Linked DNA regions of Homo sapiens: region 1 is linked to region 2. A link is an interaction called in ENCODE POLR2A ChIA-PET data of the cell type or tissue named here. Cell type or tissue: Caco-2. All regions are shown on one strand. Each heading gives the region's core, and the rest is flanking DNA. Links, peaks and the distances in the headings are about the cores only.

What was found. ChIA-PET counts read pairs that join two places held together with the same protein. Peaks named below come from ENCODE experiments on the same cell type or tissue, not always from the same donor. Only the 100,000 strongest peaks of a DNase experiment are listed, where the experiment ranks them.
Region 1: POLR2A ChIA-PET joins it to region 2 with 11 read pairs; 3 of 35 experiments call an interaction of 5 or more read pairs at or near these places.

What each region holds. Positions count from the first base shown.
Region 1 is chr4:40,542,294-40,553,401 of GRCh38, reverse strand. It overlaps RBM47 (RNA binding motif protein 47), which reads left to right. Exons shown (of 7, transcript NM_001098634.2): 2 at 8,896-8,980. Among named protein-coding and RNA genes, the nearest start is that of MIR4802, 46 kb to the right of the region's middle. RefSeq lists a silencer at 2,285-2,374. In Caco-2, for the core only: a CTCF peak has its summit at 2,392 (motif pointing right); DNase peaks (open chromatin) are centred at 2,321 and 6,651.
Region 2 is chr4:39,964,291-39,975,398 of GRCh38, reverse strand. All of the region lies in intron 2 of PDS5A (PDS5 cohesin associated factor A), which reads left to right. It also overlaps the pseudogene PABPC1P1. Among named protein-coding and RNA genes, the nearest start is that of PDS5A, 8.1 kb to the left of the region's middle. RefSeq lists a silencer at 4,316-4,610. In Caco-2, for the core only: no CTCF peak of the experiment used is centred there; a DNase peak (open chromatin) is centred at 4,428.

The sequences.
Region 1 (11,108 bases), core at 1,742-9,741, 580 kb before region 2:
TGCTTTAACCTGGGAGGCTGAGGTTGGAGTGAGCCGAGACCACGCCACTGCACTCCAGCCTGGGTGACAGAGTGAGACTCTGTCTCAAAAATAAAATAAAATAAAATAAAAAATACATAATGCAATTTCAGATAATAATATGAGCAAAGAAGAGAAATAAAGATAGGGAAGAGGAAGAAAGAGTATACAGTTGGTGATTGGAGAACTCTTTTAAAAGAATAATCAATTCATGAAGTATTCCATATTAAAAAAAAAAAAAAGCAATCAGAGGTGGGGCGTGGTGGCGCGTGCCTGTAGTCCCGGCTACTCGGGAGGCTGAGGCAGGAGAATCACTTGAACCCGGGAGGCGGAGGTTGTAGTGAGCCAAGATCGTGCCACTGCACTCCAGCCTGGGTGACAGCGTGAGACTCCGTCTCAAAAAAAAAAAGAAAAAAGAAAAGAAAGTTGTCAGAGAAGACTTCTTGGAGGAGATGGCATTTGAGCAAAGACCTGAATTCAGTCAGGGAGAGAGCTAGGATGGGGGGTGGTGTAAAGGCTGGGAAAGGAAATTCCAGGTGGGGCCGACAGTGAGTGCCAAGGCAGGAGAAGAGGATGAGCTGGTTTGTTTAAGAAACGGCCAGAAGGCCAGTGGTATAGCCAGCACTGTGAGGTTGATGGAGAATGAACAGCAGGGAATGGAGCACAGCCAAGCCACGCTATGCAGGCTCCTAGAGGGAACCTGGGGAAGGACTCTGGATTTTATTCCAAGTGTGAGGACATGCCATTGGAGGGTTTTGAGAAGGGAAGTGACGTGACCGTGTTTAAAAAGAAAGATTGATCTATCAGAATGTGGATTCGGCAGCCATATACAGAAATGAGTCTACCCCTGGTTCAAATTAATTTAGCCCACCTGCTACTGCAGGATCTGGACTAGATGAATTTTTAACACGTCAATAGTTGAAATACAGAGCCCATTTTTATTTATATCCTTTATCTTTTTATTATTTATTTATTTATTTATTTTTGAGACAGAGTCTCACTCTGTCGCCCAGGCTGGAGTACAGTGGCGGGATCTCAGCTCACTGCAACCTCCACCTCCCAGGTTCAAGCAATTCTTCTGCTTCAGCCTCTTGAGTAGCTGGGACTACAGGTGCCCGCCACCATGCCCTGTTAATTTTTTGTATTTTTAGTAGAGACAGGGTTTCACCATGTTAGCCAGGGTGGTCTCCATCTCCTGACCTCGTGATCCACCTGCCTCAGCCTCCCAAAGTGCTGGGATTACAGGTGTGAGCCACCGCACCTAGCCCCTAAATCCTTATCTTTAAAAAAGTCTTAGGGCCTCTATGTTTTTCTTTTAAACAAGGTCTTGTATAAAGATGGATTGCTCTCTAGAAGAGAAAATGTTTCCAGTTTTTGAGTCAATGCCTGTGTCATCTTTTGTCTTCTTTTAGTGTAACTTTTGAAAATTATGCTGTGGCTATGCAGTGACTCATACCTGTAATTCCCAGCGCTTTGGGAGGCCAAGGCAGGTGAATCACTTGAGGTCAAGAGTTCGAGACTAGCCTGGCCAACATAGTGAAACCCTGTCTCTACTAAAAATACAAAAGTTAGCTGGATGTGGTGGCACGCTCCTGTAATCCCAGGTACTTGGGAGGCTGAGGCAGGAGAATCACTTGAACCCGGGAGGCGGAAGCTGCAGTGAGCCGAGATCCCACCACTGCACTCCAACCTGGGCAAGAGAGCGAGACTCTGTCTCAAAAAAAAAAAAAAAAAGAAAAGTACGCTATTTGATTCTCCCTCCCTCCCTCTTCCTTGTGTACTTCCTTCTTCCCTCCTTTCCTTTCTTTTTTAAAAGTGCTTGTTATTTTATTAGAGATCTGGATTCTGCTTGCCAATGTTAATAAAATGCAGGATTGTTTTTATTAGGTACTATTTGTTTACTTTGTTTTGTTGTTTTCTTTCTTTGTACAAAGATATCTTGGGAATATTGAATATATTCACAGATGGTAGAATCGGAGTTTGCAGTTCTGCTTTCTTTGCCCTGACCTTGTTTGAGACGTGCTTGCTTCTGATATGCTGATTCCACGTTGCAAAAGTGAAAGTATGTACTAAAGGGCCTTAAAATTAAGCAGCAAAGTAAACAGAGATTAAATTGTCTTTTGAATTTGTCAGCCTCGAACCATATGTATTTTGTGGCCACCGTATTTTCTTCATTCTTTTGTAACTGTGACCCAAGCCCATAGTGATGTGTGTATACCTCTCATGTAGAAGCAGGTCAGAACATTCACTCTCAGTTACCTTGACAAATATTTGTGGGCAGGCTGGGCTTGCTACCTACACAGCTTCCTAACAGCCCACTTTTGTGCTCAGGAAATATATCAGAACCACAAGAGGGCAGCTTGTTCAGTGAACCTAGGGGTAAAAAAGTGCTGTTTGTTAGTTACAGGATAATGAGAGGGGGAAGATGTCTAAATTTTTCAAAATGTTTCTTGCATAAGGAAGTTTTTTTTTTTTTGCATTCCTTGACAGTTTCATCTATTCAAAGAGAGAATGATTTTGGAAATTAAAAGTTTTAAGACGAGTTTCTTCATGCATATCTATTTTTTCCTTCTCTGGAATATAAATACCCATTTCCCCTTGAATCCCTTTTTCCTCTATCTTCCGTCCCTTCAATCTTTATTAAGGTATAATTTACATATGATAGGGCCAGGCGCGGTGGCTCACACCTGTAATCCCAGCACTTTGGGAAGCTGAGGTGGGCGGATCACTTGAGGTCAGGAGTTTGAGACCAGCCTGGCCCACATGGTGAAACTCCATCTCTACTAAAAACACAAAAATTAGCCGGGCATGGTGCTGGGCACCTGTAGTCCCAGCTACTCTGGAGGCTGAGGCAGGAGAATCACTTGAACCCAGGAGGATGAGGTTGCAGTGAGCTGAGATCATAGCACTACATTCCAGCATGGGCGACAGAGTGAGACTCTGTCTCAAAAAAAAATTACGTATGATAAACTTCCCACATTTTCAGTGGTGACTTTTAACACATGTATCCAGCTGTGAAACCACTACCCCAATCAAGATGTAGGAACTAACATCTCTGGAAAGTTTTCTCATGCCCCTCTGCAGTCAGTCTCCCCTCGAAGGCCCCACATCCCCTTTAATCTTTAATCGTTGAGAACATTTTACCTGACACAAAGCATTTTATAACTTTAAAGTAATGATCATGCACAAAATTTATGGTCTTGTGTAGGAGACCATGTGAGAATTCGGGAGAGATGCAAGGAAATCAAACCCAGCTTCGTTCCAAGACAGCTCTGTTGGGTTTGACCCTTTGTGGCTGTGGTGGTGGTTATCCTCTGGCTAATATTCATGGAGAGGGAGAACTGTCATTAACTGAACAATCATTAATTTCCCATTTGTTCTTTAATATTTATTTCTGCTGTATTTAACATTTATTACTGCGCACGGTGGCTCACACCTGTAATCCCAGCACTTTGGGAGGCCGAGGCGGGTGGATCACAAGGTCAGGAGTTCGAGACCAACATGGTGAAACCCTGTCTCTACTAAAAATACAAAAATTAGCCAGGCGTGGTGGCACACGCCTGTAATACCAGCTGCTTGGGAGGTTGAGGCAGGAGAATTGCTTGAACCCGGGAGGCGGAAGTTGCAGTGAGCTGAGATTGCGCCACTGCACTCTAGCCTGGGCGACAGAGTGAGACTCCGTCTCAAAAAAAAATTAGCTGGGCATGGTGCCACACACCTGTAATCCCAGCTACTTGGGAGGCTGAGGCAGGAGAATTGCTTGAACCCGGGAGGCGTAGGTTGCAGTGAGCCGAGATCATGCCACTGTACTCCAGCCTGGGCCACAGAGCGAGACTTCATCTCAAAAAAAAAAAAAAAACGAACAAACAAAAAAAACATTTATTGCACCTATGTACTCGTATTATTTAACTTAAGGAATCCTCCCTCTAAGGGAAGTGCTATTATTATCCTTACTTACAGACTGAGGAAAATAAGAGGGAGACTGAGGTACTGGCTGGGCGTGGTGGCTCACGCCTGTAATCCCAGCACTTTGGGAGGCAGAGGCAGGTGGATCACTTGAGGTCAGAAGTTTGAGACCAGCCTGGCTAACATGGTGAAACCCTGTCTCTACTAAAAATACAAAAATTAGCTGGGCACGGTGGTGCGTGCCTGTAGTTCCAGCTATTCGGGAGGCTGAGGCAGGAGAATCGCTTGAACCCAGGGGGCGGAGGTTGCAGATTATGCCACTGCACTCTAGTCTGGGCAACAGAGCAAGGCTCTGTGTCCCCCCCCCCAAAAAAAAAGAAACTGAGGTACAGTCATGTGTGGCTTTTGATTGATAAAAAGAATGAGTAAGGTTAGTTTCCTGATGAGGATAAGTGAAATTAAAAGTTTCTTAAGAAACTCATTTTCTCATTGATCATAATAATATGTACCCAGGCCAGGCACAGTGGCTCATGCCTGTAATCCCAGCACTTTGGGAGGCCAAGTTGGGCGGATCACTTGAGCTCAGGAGTTTAAGACCAGTATGGCCCACATGGTGAAACCCTGTCTCGGCTAAAAATACAATAATTAACTGGCATGGTGGCATGTGCCTGTAATCCCAGCTACTTGGGAGGCTGAGGCAGGAGAATCCCTTGAATCCAGGAGGCAGAGGTTGCAGTGAGCCGAGATGGTGCCATTGCACTACAGCCTGGGTGACAAGAGCAAAACTCTGTCTCAAAAAAAAAAAAGTAATATGTACTCAGATTTAAAAGCCAGGGCTTCTCTTTCCCTACATAATGCCCTTGGGCAGTGTCACCCGTGGCTGCAGCTGAACGCCATGATGACTGACCTTGACCGGCAAGCATCCCTATGTCTGTTTCCCTATTTCCTGCCTTCTTTGTCTCCAGACAGGTCGCCCTGCCTTTAGCCCTCCTCTGCATTGTGGTCAGAGTGATCCTTCTAACATGCAGTTCTGGTGATGTCACCTTCCTGATTAAAATTCTCCGATGGCTCCCTCGGCAATCAAATGTGGGCTCCTGGTTCCTTGCCTTGGCAGCGGCACGTCCTGTTGCTCTCCCCTGCCCGTCTTCACCCTGGCTGTGCTCAGCTCATTGTCGTTCTCCAGAGATCCTGTACGCTCTTATGTCCCTGCACCAGGAACTGACTGTTCTGTCTGGAAAATGCCCTCTTGTCTTTCAGATGTGTCTGCCGGGTAAACTGTTATTCATCCTTCAGGACTTGGCTCACATGTTCCCTGATTGACACAGACATGGGATCATCTTCTTCCCAGCTTCCAGGGCCCCTTGTGGATTAGAGCTGGTGTCACGTTGTTTTATAATGGTCTCGTCCCAACTCTGTGCTCCACTAATCTGTACCCTCCTGGAGGGCAATGACTTTGTCTTCTCAACTTGACATTTCTAGCCCAGCTCAGCACCTGGACTCACTATCCACACTGTAATACCACAAAGGCAGAGAACATATTCACCACTGCTATTGCCATTGCCTGGCATAGGGCCTGGCCTGTAGGAGGCATTCATTTCATATTTGTTGAAAGCATTAATAATGGGTGTTTTTAAATATCATACTGTAATGGTTTAGCTCAGGAATTGCAACCTGAAGGGCATCATCAAGCCATAGCCGTCTTTTGTATGGCCTCATAGTATTTTAAGTTTTTTGAATTTGATACCTTTGGATAGAGCATGTGCTCTCCTGTTTACCACTGTTTAATTGCACAGTTAATCCACTCTGATTATCATGCCCTTGACCTCCTTACTCATCTGCGACTCATCTGGTCCTGGGAGATGAGGTTGGGGGATGTGGGGAGGGGCAGTGTATTTCTTTGTTTAGGCTGCCATAACAAAATACCATGGACCAAGTGGCTTTAACAGCAGACATTTATTTTCTCATGGTTGTGGAGGCTGGAAGTCCAAGATCAAGGTGACAGCAGGGTTTGTTTACCTGGAGGCTTTTCTGCCTGGCTTGCAGATGGCTGCCCACTCACTGTGCCCTCACACAGTCATCCCTCGGTCTGTGTTGTCTGTGTCTGAATTTCCTCTTCTTATGAAGACACTGGTTATATTGCATTAGGGCCCATCCCCGTGACCTCATTTAATCTTAATTACCCATTTAAAGACCCTGTCTCCAAATATAGTCACATTGTGAGATACTAGGGGTTAGACCTTGAATTTATGAATTTGGCAGGGCAGGGAGGGGCACTGTATATCCTAGAACAGGAAGAGACATGAACTCTCTAGTACTGTGGTCTGTTCCTTGCATCTGATTCCTGTTTTATAACATGTCACTAAAAGGGAACCCAGGAGCTAGCAGAGAGAGCAGTTTGTTCACTGAGGCACAATTTGGATGGTTATAATATGCACCTGCTCAAACACCTGATCTCTACTCTGGTCCCTTTGATCTTGGTACCATATTCATGTTTCTTAAGCAGCTAACATTTAGTCAGAATGCCAGGTAGAACTTAGGTGCTTTTCAGTTTGGAAATCCATACCCTTTTTCATTCTATCACTCCAAAAACTGATGTGTGGGCTGCAGACTTTATTTGCCAAGGGTTAGGTGGACAGGAGAGGTAAAAGCTGTATAATGACATGGCACCACCTCCATTTGCTGTAAGCAAACAGCCAGGTCCTTTATTACCCTTGAAACAGGCACTCGTGACACAGGTTGGACTCACCGAAGCAAGTCAAATGCCAGGTTTCTGTGGGTCAAAGTTCCTTCCAGCACTGTATGTTAATCAGAAGCTCAACCTTAGTTAATTTGGCCATTGCATTGGGAAGAACTTTGGAACAAATGATTACTGAGCTGGACTGCAGGAGTTAGCATAGCCCAGTATTTTCTTATCCAAGAGGTACGTTGTAGTCTTTCTTGGAGGGGATCGCAGGAATGAGACATTTGTCACAGCTTTATTTATTCTTGGTGGAACAGTAGTATAATAAAATCTTCTACACTGAACCTAGCTAATCAAAAGTATTTACTTGCTGTAATCCCAGCACTTTGGGAGGCTGAGGCGGGTGGATCACATGAGGTCAGGAGTTCAAGACCAGCCTGACCAACATGGTGAAACCCCATCTCTACTACAAATACAAAATTAGCCCGGAGTGGTGGTGCATGCCTGTAATCCCAGCTACTTGGGAGGCTAAGGTGGGAGAATCACTTGAACCCGGGAGGCGGAGGTTGCAGTGAGCTGAGATCATGCCACTGCACTCCAGCCTGGGTGACAAGAGGGAAACTCCATCTGGAAAAAAAAAAAGTATTTACTTAAAAATATGAAACTGAATTGTTAGAGAATATTATTTGTGTATAGGCAGAAAAGCCAGCTGTAGAGGGCTTCCAAGGTGAAGGAACATTTAAAACTAACACAACTCATAGTGATTTAAATGATTTTGAATTTAATGTGCCTCTGCAGAAAGAATTTTAAATGAACATAATAATCATAGCCGCCCTTCATTGAACATTTTCTCTGTGTGCTAGGCCCCAAAGGCTTCATATCTCTTGTCACAATGTCTCCAACAAATGGGTACTATTAGGCCCATATTAGATGAGAAAAACTCAGAGGTTCAGAGAGGCTGAGTAAAATGCCCAAGATCAACCAGCTAGCAAGCAGTAGAGTGGAGTTTCGAGCACCTGGTCAAACCTGTGAGCTTCCCCTCCCTGTTAGTCCACTTTTTATACATTTCCTCTTCTCTCCCTCTCTTTCTCTTTTATTTATTTATTTATTTATTTATTTATTTATTTATTTTTGAGAAGGAGCCTTGCTCTTGTTGCCCAGACTGGAGAGCAATCGCGTGATCTTGGCTCACTGCAACCTCCGCCTCCCGAGTTCAAGCAGTTCTCCTGTGTCAGCCTCCTGAGTAGCTGGGACTACAGGTGCCCACCACCACGCCTGGTTAATTTTTGTATTTTTAGTAGAGATGGGGTTTCACCATATTGGTCAGGCTGGTCTTGAACTCCTGACCTCAGGTGATCCACCTGCCTCGGGCTCCCAAAGTGCTGGGATTACAGGTGTGAGCCACTGCGCCTGGCCTCTCTCTCTCTCTTTTAAAGACAGGATCTCAGGCCGGGCGCCGTGGCTCACGCCTGTAATCCCAGCACTTTGGGAGGCTGAGGCGGGCAGATCATGAGGTCAGGAGTTCGAGACCAGCCTGACCAACATGGTGAAACCCCGTCTCTACTAAAAATACAAAACATTAGCTGGGCATGGTGGGGCATGCCTGTAATCCCAGCTACTTGGGAGGCTGAGGCAGGAGAATTGCTTGAACCTGGGAGACGGAGGTTGCAGTGAGCTGAGGTCTCGCCACTGCACTCCAGCCTGGGTGACAGAGCGAGACTCCGTCTGAAAAAAAAAAAAAAAAAAAAAGGATCTCACTCTGTTTTCCAGGCTGGAGTGCACGATCATAGCTCACTGCAGCCTCAGAACTCCTAGGCTCAAGTGATCCTCTCGCCTCAGCTCCTCCAACAAGCTGGGACCATGGGCGCCCAGCTAATTTTAAATTTTTTTGTAGAGATAGGCTCTCACTATATTGCCCAGGTTGGTCTCAAATTCCTGGGCTTAAAGTGATGCTCCTGCCTCGGCCTTCCAAAGTGCTGTGATTACAGGCATGAGGCTCTCCTTTCTCTCTTTGTCATAGTAAGATTTTCTTTCCTTGAGTGTCTTTTAATTAATATGAAACGGAATAGTCTTGCAGAGCTGGCAAAATGATGTGACCAGTGGAGATTTCCTATATTGCCTGGTTATGTAGCTTCCCTTGTAGTTCCAGGCACACACAACGGCCTGTGATAATAGCAAAACACCATGTTCCTTCTTCTCACCCGCTCTCCCAGTTCCATTTAGTGATCACTAACTTTGGACTTCTCAATACCAGCCTTTGGGTCAGTAGTGTTATTTTTTTCATTTCACAGCTCAGGTAACGGAGGCCTTGGAAAGAGACTCTGCGTCAGGTCACCCAGCAGAGATCAGCAATCCTTGGCTCACTGAGGAGGTTTGGTAAGTTGGCATCATCTTCACCATGACTCAAATGCACATAACCCGGTGGCGGGGGAGAAAAGTGGGTGAACATCACATAGCGACATCAAAATGCTAATCCTTGCCACCCCCCTTTGTTTTTGTTTTTACAAACGTATTGTTGTTGTGTTTGTTTAATTTACTAGGCCAGAGTGCCCTGTATGTTTGTAAGCACAAATGTCCTCAGAGGACTCCCACAGCCAAAAAGAATGACAGAGGTGTATTTGAATGATTTCAGTGAAACTCTTTTAATACTGATTTCATGAAAATGTCTGGTGGTGGGTTCTTCCTGTAGCATTACTGCATATCATCAACTAGAATGCATCCCCCGCCCTTCACACATACAATTTAACATGTCTGAAATTCGGTGCACCTTATGCAAACAGGTCTGGTGAAATACAGCATTTCTCTGATAATCCCCAAATGACCAGCATTAAGTATTCCCTACCTTCTATTTTTCACACAATACAAATGTTTTTTTTTTTTTTTTCTTTTTAGAGGGTTGAATTTTTAAGGGTAAGAAATGCATAGTCTGATGAGTAGATGATTAGTAAGAAGTCTGTGCTTACCAAAGAAAGAATTTAGGTTTCCTTTTTTGTTTTTGTTTTTGAAATGAAGTCACATTATCACCCAGGCTGGAGTGCAGTGGCACGATCTCGGCTCACTGCAACCTCTGCTCCTGGGTTTATGTGATTCTCCTGCCTCAGCCTCCCGAGTAGCTGGGACTGACTACAGGCACGCACCATCACACCTGGCTAATTATTGTATTTTTAGTCGAGATGGGGTTTCACCATGTTGGCCAGGCTGGTCTCAAACTCCTGACCTCAAGTGATCTGCCCACCTCAGCCTCCCAAAGTGCTGGGATTATAGGCATGAGCCACCACACCCAGCCAGAATTTAGTTTTCTAATACTGAAAGAAAAACTTTTTTTTTTGGTGACTTCATATGATAGTCTTGAGATGAGCACCCCAAGGACCTTGTAAATAGTGGGCGCTGGCACTCAGAACAGCCCATGTGAGATAATGAAGCAGCCTTCCAGACATAAGATCCCAGAATCAGACACTTATCCAAGGTTCCCCTCCTGCAATCAGCGGGTAGGAGTTTGCAATGAAAACACTCCATGCTATGTCCCAGAGTGACTCGTTCATTTATCCGTGAAAGCAGAGTCCAAATCCATGTTCATGTTAAATGTGCAGAAAAATAGCATCTTGAGAGTTAATGCCACAGAATGGGCATGATTCCCTAAGCCACATTTGCCTGATTGAGACAGACTTTAACATTTGCAAAACCTCCATGTTATGAGACCCTATAGGTGATAGTACATGATCTGTAGGGATACAAGTAAATCCATTAACAAACATTTTTTGAGCACCTGCTATGTGCCAGGCTCTGTGCTAGGCTCTGTGCTAGATGTAGCATAATTAAGAAGTAATTAGGACAGAAAGGATTGCTGTCCCCACAGGGCTACTTTAGTAGTCACAGAAGATATTAAATAATACATTAACAGAGTAATGAGTGGGCTGATGAAGAACTGTAAGGAGTTAAGAGTCTAAAACAAGAAAACCTAAGCTAGCCAGAGTGGCTCACGCCTGCAATCCCAGCACATAGGGAGGCCAGGGTGAGAGGATCACTTGAGCTCAGGAGTTCAAGACCAACCTGGGCAACATAATGAGACCTGTCTCTACAAAAATTTAAAAATTGTCATCCCATTCTCTACTGGAAAATAAAAAATTAGCTGGGTATGCTGGCACGCACCCATAGTCCCAGCTACTTGGGAGGCTGCAGTGAGAGAATTGCTTAGGCCTGGGAGGTTGAGGCTACAGTGAGCCAAGATTGCATCACTGCAGTCTAGCCAGGGCAACAGAGCAAGACCCTATCTCGAAAAAATAAATAAATAAAAACAAGAGGACCTAACATAATCTGAGTCAGGAGGTGACTATTGGGAAGGTTGCTTGGAGTTTGAATGGCATTCTAACTGAGACCTGGAGGATAGGCAGAGGGGGATTGGAGACAGGCGGCAGTGGCTACATTAAACAGCCTTTGCAGGGGCCCAGTATGGAGAGAGTGTTGGGGTCAAGGAATAGCATGAGCTATGGGGGGAAAGGGAAAG
Region 2 (11,108 bases), core at 1,254-9,253:
TTGGAGCCCAGTAAATGTACCTAATGTTGCATTTTAATGAGTACAGTATTTAAAATATTCCTGTGGTTTAGTTTTCAGACTCTTAATTTGGTTCTGCAATTTGTTGCCTTTTTGGAAGGAATAAGACAACAGTTCCTTTCATTAAAACAAATCTGTGTGCGGCGGCGGGATCTCAGCTCACTGCAACCTCCACTTCCCAGGTTCAAGCTATTCTGCCTCAGCCTCCCAAGTAGCTGGGACTACCAGCGTGTGCCACCACACCCGGCTAAATTTTTTTTTTTTTTTTTTTTTTGAGACGGAGTCTTGCTCTGTCACCTAGGCTGGAGTGCAGTGGCGCGTCTCGGCCCACTGCAACCTCCACCTCCCGGGTTCAAGCAATTCTGCCTCAGCCTCTCTAGTAGCTGGGATTACAGGTGCCTGCCACCACGCCCAGCTAATTTTTGTATTTTTAGTAGAGATGGGATTTCACTATGTTGGTCACTTTGGTCTCGATCTCCTGACTTCGAATGATCTGCCTGCATCGGCCTCCCAATATGCTGCGATTACAGGTGTGAGCCACTGCTCCCAGCCCCTTTCATTAAAACAAATCTTGGGCCTGGTGTGGTGGCTCCAGCCTGTAATCCCAGCACTTCGGGAGGCCGAGGCAGGCAAATCACCCGAGGTCTGGAGTTCTACTAAAAATACAAAATTAGCTGGGCGTGGTGGCGCATACCTGTAATCCTAGCTACTGGGAGGCTGAGGCAGGAGAATCGCTTGAACCCGGGAGGCGGAAGTTTTGATGAGCGGAGATCGCGCCATTGCACTCCAGCCTGGGCAACAGGAGTGAAACTTCATCTCAAAAAAGTAAAATAAAATAAATAAAGCAAATATTGATACTAAAGATTATACATGAATTGAGCTGCTTGATTGATGCTTCTAAAAGTTACACTGTTTTGGGAGTGAGAAATTATGAAATATAAAACTTAAACAATTGATGGATCGTTAATATTTATTGTTTTCAAATTAAGAATATTGAAACCTTGAATTCTAATGTTGGATAATTTGGTTAAAAAATGGAAAGTTGATGTGTTAGCAACCGCTCTGTTGACATGACTCATGGAACCTGTGAAGAAGCTGGTCTCATAGTATTAAGTGGTGGTATAGGAGCAGCTTGGGGATAGCACCTGGCATATTGGAATGGATGAGGTCTGGCACCCTGAGCAGTCCAGCGAGGACTTGGTCTCAGTAGAGCAGTTTGGCTAGGAGGAGAGTATGCAGCACGGTTTTTATTTATTTTTGAGACAGAGTCTCGCTCTGTCGCCCAGGCTGGAGTGGGTGCGATCTCGGCTCACTGTAAGCTCCGCCTCCCGGGTTCACGCCATTCTCCTGCCTCAGCCTCCCGAGTAGCTGGGACCACGGGCGCCCGCCATCATGCCCGGCTAATTTTTTGTATTTTTTTAGTAGAGACGGGTTTCACCGTGTTAGCCAGGATGGTCTCGATCTCCTGACCTCGTGATCTGCCCCTCTTGGCCTCCCAAAGTGCTGGGATTACAGGCGTGAGCCACCGCGCCCGGTCTTGCAGCACGGTTCTGAGTCTGTGGAATAGCTGCCATGAAGTAACCTGAAGGAGGTGCTGGCTGGTAGGGGTTGATTACATGGTTGGGCACAGCTCGTACACTTGCCATTCTCTGCATATGCTGGTTAGTGAAGTGAGCCTGGCACTCTTCTTTGCGCTGAGCTAAAGCTACATACGATGGTTTTGTGGCCACAGTTCTACCGTTCATTTCTGTAACTGCTTTAGTGGCTTCTTCCGGGAAGGAGAAACATACGAAACCAAACCCTTTGCTGTGACCACCCTCCATCATAGCCTTTGCACTAGTGATTGTACCAAATGGAGAAAACTCTTTCTGGAGACGTTCATCATCAATACTATCATCAAGATTTTTCACGTAAATATTAACACCCTGGTATCTGCTGGCTGCAGCTACTCCTGCTGTCCACACCGTTCCACAGTATAAATATGCTGCGGGAGTTCGCAATCCTCAGCAACATCTTAATGCACAGCCACAAGTTACAATGCAACAGCCTGCTGTTCATGTACAAGGTCAGGAACCTTTGACTGCTTCCATGTTGGCATCTGCCCCTCAAGAGCAAAAGCAAATGTTCATATGCTCGAGAGTCCAGAGTCACTCTGTTCTAAGGTTCATGAAGCTAGCTATATTACAAGCCCACCAAGCTAAAGAGGCTACCCAGAAAGCAGTTAACAGTGCCATTGGTGTTCCTGCTGTTTAAAATTGATCAGAGACCACGAAAAGAAACTTGTGCTTCACCAAAGAAAAATATCTAAACATCGAAAAACTTAAATATGGAAAAAAAAATTGCAAAATATAAAATAAATTTAAAAAGGAAAGGAAACTTTGAACATTATGTACCGAGCAAATGCCAGGTCTAGCAAACATAATATTAGTCCTAGATTACTTATTGATTTAAAAACAAACAACAAAAAAAACCCCACAAAAAATAATAAAATATAAAGACAAATTAATGTTTTATAGATCCTGGGAAAAATAATTTTCAGCAAAGTACAAAAATTTAAAGCATTCCTTGTAATCTTTACTGTGGAATAGCTCAAAATATCAGTTCTGTTTTAAGTAACAGAATTGATAACTGAGCAAGGAAGCGTAATTTGGATTATAAAATTCTTTTTTTAATAAAAAATTCCTTAAACAGTGAAAAAAAAAAAAAGGAAAGTTGTGGTTGGGTACAGGGGCTCATGCCTGTAATCCCAGCATTTTGAGGGCTGAGGCAGGAGGATCATTTGAGCCCAGGAGGTTCAGACCTGGGCAACATAGACCCTGTCTCAATTTTATTTTTATTTTTTATTTATTTATTTATTTTTTGAGACGGAGTCTCGCCCTGTCGCCCAGGCTGGAATGCAGTGGTGCAATCTTGGCTCACTGCAAACTCCGCCTCCCGGGTTCAAGCGATTCTCCTGCCCCAGCCTCCCAAGTAGCTGGGATTAGAGGTGCGTGCCACTATGCCCAGCTAATTTTTGTATTTTTAGTAGAGACGGAGTTTCACTATGTTGGTCAGGCTGGTCTCGAACTCTTGACCTCGTGATCCGCCCACCTCGGCCTCCCAAAGTGCTGGGATTACAGGCGTGAGCCACCGCGCCCAGCCAACCGTGTCTCAATATTATTTTTTTAAGGTGTGTTGGGAAAGTTATGACTACTTATGTACATTTTCTGTTTGAAAATCGATTATCAGAAGTACTGTTAACTATAAATGGACATACAATCCAGTGGAGAATGAGCATCGAGTTTGATTATCCATTTGTTATGAGTTCTTTTGGAAGTTAAAATCGACGTTCATATCAACCAACTTCAATGTCCTACTGCCAAAATGTTTTCTGAAAAATTCTTTTGATTTTGTATTTCTTCTGCCTTCCTTTCTATTTTGACTTTGTACTTAATTAGGGATCCTTCTTTAAAGTATTATGTCTCATTGGAAATGTAGATTTTTAACAATACTTAAGTATTTTTGAAATTTTGTTTTTTTATTAGAATCTTAGTTATTGATAATTTTATAAATTCAGGAGTTTATTATTATTATAACATAGCAACAGTGTTGAAATGCTGTACAAACACAAAGAGAGCTTAAGCCCGGACGCAGGGGCTCATGCTTGTAATCCTAGCCCTTTGGGAGGCCAAGGCAGGTGGATCTCTTGAGCTCAGGAGTTCGAGACCAGCCTGGCCAACATGGTGAAACCCCATCTCTACTAAAAATACAAAAATTAGCCAGGTGTGGTGGCACACCTCTGTAATCTCAGCTACTCCTGTGGCTGAGGCATGAGAATCACTTAAACCCAGGAGGCAGAGGTTGCAGTGAGGCATTATGCCACTGCACTATAGCCTGGGTGACAGCAGAGTGAGACTCTGTCTCATTAAAAAAGACCTTAAAGGCAGGCCCGGTGCGGTGGCTCACGCCTGTAATCTCAGCACTTTGGGAGGCCGAGGCGGGTGGATCATGAGGTCAGGAGATCGAGACCATCCTGGCTAACACAGGTGAAATCCCATCTCTACTAAAAATACAAAAAAATTATCCAGGCGTGGTGGCGGGGCCTGTAGTCCCAGCTACTTGGAAGGCTGAGGCAGAATTGCATGAACCCAGGAGGCGGAGCTTGCAGTAAGCCAAGATCCCACCACTGCACTCCAGCCTGGGTGACAAAGCGCGACTCTGTCTCGAAAACAAACAAACAAAACAAAACAAAAAACATCTTAAAGGCAATTACAAAGGAATTCAGCGGTGTTTGGTCCTGTTCTCGTCAGTTTTCAAGAATGGAACAAGGCTGGGTGTGGTGGCTCATGCCTGTGTAATCCCAGCACTTCAGGAGGTCAAGGTGGGAGGAACACTTGAGCCCAGGAATTTGAGATAGGCCTGGGCAACATGACAAAAACCTATCTCTACAAAAAATGCAAATATGGTCGTAGCTACTCAGGAGGGTGAGGTGGGAGGATCACTCAAGCCCAGGAAGGTCAGGGCTGCAGTGAACCGTGATCCTACCACTGCACTCCAGCCTGGGTGACCGAGTGAGACCTTGTCTTAAAAAAAAAAAAAAAAAAAAAAAAAGGAACAAGCGGTTTTACAGTGGAACCATAATCTTAGAATTAGAAGGATCTTAAAGGAAATTCTGGAACCTCCTCTTACTTCACAGATAATGAAAGTTAGGCCAAAGTATTCAAGTAACCTTTACCAAAATCAGTCACAGGGCAGTTTAGTGGCAGAGGGCAGGGGCAATAACGCCATATTTACTTTGGTTGTTATATAGTTGCTTTCTTCTAAGGAATCTAAACTAAGTAGAACTAAAAAGTTGTAACTTTTATCATGTAGTTGAAGACATTACAGTGAAATGTGAAGAGAATGAGAGTGAGTTTGGTCTTTTGTAGGGAGAAAAAGGACAGCTTTTTTTTTTTTTTTAAGCATTTGAGAGAAACTATTGTGAAGCTTTGAAGCTTCGTTGACAATAATTCTTAGAGTATGTCTTTGAAAGAGCTAAGATATGTTTTCCTATACTAGAGCTTTTCATTCCTGTTTCCAGGGCATTACTTTACCTATTTTTGTTATGTCAGGCCACAGTGGTCTTCGGTTGGTTTCCTGAACATGCCATGTTTATTTCTGTCTAGACAGGTTCCTTACATTAAATAGCCCATGTGTTCATTTGTCATTCATTTGTTACTTCTTAAGGGAAGCCTTTAAGGTTCTACATTACAGGCTGGGCGCGGTGGCTCACGCCTGTAATCCCAGCACTTTGGGAGGCCAAGGTGGGTGGATCACGAGGTCAAGAGTTCGAGACCAGTCTGACCAACATAGTGAAACCCTTTTTCTTGGAGCCGAGATCACATCACTGCATTCCAGCCTGGGCAACAGGGCGAGACTCTGTCTCAAAAAAAAAAAAAAAAGATTCTACATTACATACCCTTCAACTCCTTCATATTACATTTATCCATACATTTATTTGGTTTGTCTCTTTAGCTTCTCTGTAAACCTTATTAATACAGATACCGTGTCTGTTTTTCATTCCTCTCAGTGCCAAGCTTAATGCCTGGCACATAATTGGGTGCTGAACAAATACTTGTTAAGTGAATGAATGAATATTTTGTATTAATACTGAATTAGAGAAATATTTTTATTTTTGAAAGTAAAGGATAATTTGAAAAAATTTCAAATTGCAGCTAAGGACTTTCCTTTTTTTTGAGACCAAGTTTTGCTCTTGTTGCCCAGGCTGGAGTGCAATGGCCTGATCTCGGCTCACTGCAACCTCTGCTTCCTGGGTTCAAGTGATTATCCTGCCTCAGCCTCCTGAATAGCTGGGATTATAGGCATCCACCACCACGCCTGGCTAACTTTGTATTTTTAGTAGACACGGGGTTTTACCATGTTGGTCAGGCTGGTCTCGAACTGGTGACCTCAGGTAATCCACCCACCTCGACCTCCCAAAGTGCTGGGATTAGGGCGTGAGCCACTCTGCCTGGCTAGGACTTTTCAAACTAAGGAGTTTGTGTCTTAGAGATGGTAACATAGGTACAGTACTTAGAATTTTGGAGTCAACAGGTAGTTCAGAGGTTATGTATTTCTGTTCTAATTTTTCAGGTGAAGAAACTGACCATTTGATAGGTTGTGAACAACGCTAGTCACCTAAAGCTGAAAAGTGTCATTAACTTCTGCTACTTAGATAATAGAAGTTACAATTATATATTAATTGACAAATATTAAAACCATACTAAAGTTAGCTATGTGGAAGGATGGCCAATAGTTTAGTATCATTGTTACATTAAGAATCACAAATAGCTGGCACGGTGGCTTACGCCTGTAATCCCAGCACTTTGGGATGCCTAGGCGGGCGGATCACCTGAGGTCAGGAGTTCAAGACCAGCCTGACCAACATGGAGAAACCCCGTTTCTACTAAAAATATAAAATTAGTTGGGTGTGGTGGCACATGCCTGTAATCCCAGCTACTCAGGAGGCTGGGGCAGTAGAATCCCTTGAACCTGGGAGGCAGAGGTTGCAGTGAGCCGAGATCACGCCACTGCACTCCAGCCTGGGGGACAGGGCAAGACTCTGTCACGAGAAAAAAAAAAAGTAAAAGCATACACTGAGCAAGTGATTTTTTAAAAAATTCATATTACAGGCCGGGCACAGTGGCTCATGCATGTAATCCCAGCACTTTGGAAGGCCGAGGTGGGTGAATCACCTGAGGTCGGGAGTTCGAGACCAGCCTGACCAACGTGGAGAAACCCTGTCTCTACTAAAAATATAAAATTAGCCGGGTGTGGTGGCGCATGCCTGTAATCTCAGCTACTCAGGAGGCTGAGGCAGGAGAATCGCTTGAACCCAGGAGGCGGAGGTTGTGGTGAGCCGACATGGTGCCATTGCACTCCAGCCTGGGCAACAACAGTGAAACTCTGTCTCAAAAAAAAAAAAAAAATTAATATTATAATTAAGTAATCTAAGCACCATTGCACTCCAGCCTGGGCAACAAGAGCGAAACTCCATCTCAAAAAAAAAAAAAAAGAATCACAAATAGCCATCCTCCCATATAGTTGTGGGTTCTGAAACTAATACAGGGTTCACATCTAATAAGTGACATTTAAAATACACTTATAGGTCTGGTGTCCTCTGGCTTATGCCTGTATTTCCAGCACTTTGGGAGGCTGAAACGGGCAGATCACTTGAGCTCAGGAGTTTGAGACCAGCTTGGGCAATATGGCAAAACCTCATTTACAATAAAAATTAAAAAAATAAAATACACTTATAAATAGCTGTGCAAATTCCATAAAGGGCTTAATGGAATTAAGTTAGTTATGTAGTATATCCTATATCATGGATTACTACAGAGCTATTTACTATACACATACTTTGTTTCTTTCTTTCTTGCTACTTTGGAGGTAAGAGGGCCTTGATAATTATTGGTGTTTTTTTTGTTTGTTTGTTTGTTTGTTTTTAAGATGGAGTCTCTCGGTCTGTTGCCAGGTTGGAGTGCAGTGGCGCAATCTCAGCTCAGCCTCCTGAGTAGCTGGGACTACAGGCTTCTGCCACCACACCCAGCTAATTTTTGTATTTTTAGTTAGAGACGGGGTTTCACCATGTTGGCCAGGCTGGTCTCGAACTCCTGACCTCATAATCTGCCTGCCTTGGCCTCCCACAGTTCTGGGATTACAGGAGAGAGCCACTGTGCCTGGCCTTTTTATTTTTATTTTATTTATTTATTTTTTGAGATGGAGTCTTGCTCTGTCGCCCAGGCTGGAGTGCAGTGGCGCGATCTTGGCTCACTGCAACTTCCGCCTCCTGAGTTCAAGCAATTCGCCTGCCTCAGCCTCCTGAGTAGCTGGGGTCACAGGCGTGCACCACCAGGCTTGGCTAATATTTTGTATTTTTAATAGAGACGGGGTTTCACCATGTTGGTCAGGCTTGTCTCGAACCCCTGACCTCGTGATCCACCCACCTCGGCTTCCGAAAGTGTTGGGATTACAGGCATAAGCCACCACGCCAGGCATTTCTTGATTTTTAAACGGAGGGATGGATAGAGTGAAATTTGTTTCTTTTCTTTTCTTTTTGAGATGGAATCTCACTCTGTTGCCCAGGCTAGAGTACAGTGGCAAGCTCTTGGCTCACTGCAACCTCTGTCTCCCAGGTTCAAGCAATTCTCCTGCTTCAGCCTCCTGAGTAGTTGGGATTACAGGTGCGTGCCACCACACCTAGCTAACTTTTTATATTTTGGTGGAAATGGAGTTTCATCTTGTTGGCCAGGCTGGTCTCGAGCTCCTGACCTCAAGTGATCCACCCACCTCGGCCTCCCAAAGCGCTGGGATTACAGGCGTGAGCCACCACACCCAGCCTGAAATTTTTTTTTTCTTTATTTTTTGAAAGGGAATTTCACTCTTGTTTCCCAGGCTGGAGTGCAGTGGCAAAATCTCAGCTCACTGCAACCTCCACCTCCCAGGTTCAAGCAATTCTGCCTCAGCCTCCCGAGTAACTGGGATTACAGGCACCCACCACTACACCCGGCTAATTTTTTGCATTTTTAGTAGAGACGGGGTTTCACCATGTTGGCCAGACTGGTCTTGAACCCCTGACCTCAAGTGATCCACCCAGCTTGGCCTCCCAAAGGACTGAGATTACAGGCATGAGCCACCATGCCCGGCCTGAAATTTGTTTCTTATATTCCTCTCTTAACTATCTGATCTCAGAGAGCAGTGCTCCAGACATTAATACAGCTACCCTGGTCTGCTATATTATTCTGTCACAGAAACAAATAAAAATACCTACTGTTTTGTTGCTAAGAATTCGAAAAATTAAGTAGGGTTTTGTGAAAGTATCCTCGTTTTTTCCCACCAGGTGTATTTTCCTTATATTTTCTCTAATCTTTCTTCCTGTATCAACCATTCTCATCTGGCCTATTTGATGGTTTAGTGGGAATTAGGATATGGTGGAATTGATATTAACGTAGGGCCATCCCCCTTTCCTCACAAACCTTGTTAGAGGTGATGAACAGATTAAGGGCAGGACGGCCATAATTCTTTCCCTTTGCTTTCCTCCAGGAGGACCCCTGAAGTACTGGTTTGGTTGTAATTATTTTTACTTCCATGAATGATTTTTATTTATCCCTCATTGCTACACAGTGTGATAATTTTGCATGTAATTAAGTATATAATTTTAACTCTGAGTTCTGTTCATATGTTTTAATATTTGTATTGCAGAAGATTCTGCTCAGAACATTAAAAATTAAATGGGGAGGCAAGATTTCTTAAAATCATGTCCTAAAATAATAGCCAGTGTACATTTGTGAAGGGAGGCTTAGTGCAGTATAGTTCTTATTTCAGACTTCTGTTTGTGTAGAACTGTTCTGGTTATCTGTTGCTGTGTAACAAACTTTTTAAAAGGTATTTTAAAATTTTCATTATGGTAAAATATACATAACATAAAATTTATCACTTTAATCATTTTTAAGTGTACAGTTCTTTGGCATTAGGTACATTCACATTGTTGTGAAACCATCACCACCATTCATCTCCAGAATTTTTCATCTTCCCCAACTGGAACTCTACCCATTAAACTCTTAACTCCTCATTTTTCCCTTCCCCAGCTCCTGGCAACAACCATTCTGCTTTTTGTCTAGATGACTTTGACTTACTCTCCACTTGATCTTAGCCAAAAGGCTCAGAAGCGATTACCTTACTCTCAAATAATTGAAATCATACAATATTTGTCATTTTGTGATTGGCTTATTTCACTTAGCATATACCTTTAAGGTTCATCCGTATTATAGCATGTGTTATTACTTCCTTCCCTTTTAAAGCTGAATAATATTCCATTGTATGTATGTACCACATTTTGTTTCTCTGTCAGTGAACACTTGAATTGTTTCCACTTTTTAGCAATTGTGAGCAACTTTTCTTATTGTCTCACAGTTTTGTGGATCGGGAATTCAGGCAGGGTTTAGCTTGCGTCTGCTACACATGGCTACTGGGCTCACTCATTGGTATTCAACTAGTGACTAGATTGGTCTAGATGATCCACAGTGGCTTTACTTAAACGCTTGATACCTTAGTGGGAACAGCTGAAAGGCTGGACCCAGCTGGGTTCTTTTCTGTAAGATGTAGTTTTAGGGTTTTCCACATAGTCTTTCTAGCAGAGTAGTTGGGCTAAGGGTTCCAAGACACCATGGAGGAGGTTGCCAGAAATTGGTCCAGAAATGGCATTATCACCTCTACCTTACTCTATTGGTTAAAAGAAAGTACTGTTGTCATAACCCAGCTCATACTCAAGGGGAGAAAAAAGATGAGCCTTACCTCTCAATAGAAGCAGGAAAGAATTTGTAGCCATGATTAGTCTACCACAGGAGCTCTTGTGACAAGTCAAAGTATGCTAACCATGTGTACTTTTAAATTATTATTTTATTATTATTATTATTATTTTTTGAGACAGAGTCTTTCTGTCACCCAGGCTGGAGTGCAGTGGCACGACCTCGGCTCACTGCAACCTCTGTCCCCCAAGTTCAAGCGATTGTCCTGCCTCAGCCTCCCAAGTAGCTGGGATTACAGGCATGTGCCACCATGCCCACCTAATTTTTATGTGTTTCACCATGTTGGCCAGGCTGGTCTCCCAAAGTGCTGGGATTATAGGTGTGAGCCACCACACCAGGGCATATTTTATTATTATTTTTTGAGATGGAGTCTTGCTCTATAGCCCAGGCTGGAGTGCACTGGCACAATCTCGGCTCACTGCACCTTCTGGGTTCAAGTGATCCTCTTGTCTTGGCCTTTGGAGTAGATGGGACTACAGGCGCAAAACCCCACCATGTACTTTTTAAATTTGTTGTAGTTTTGGGGGTCGCTCTACGTTGATCAGGCTGGTCTTGAACTTTTGGCCTCAAGCCATCCTCCCACCTCAGCCTCCGAAAGTGATGGGATTATAGGCATAAGCCTCTGAGTCTGGCTTGCATTGCTATTATGATATAATTTCTTCAGGCCCTTTCAGTATATAGGGCTGAGAAATACATCCCCCTTATTTACATAATTTAATCAGCCAGTCAGCCATGAGTTCAGTCTGTTACCTCCATTTGAACCTC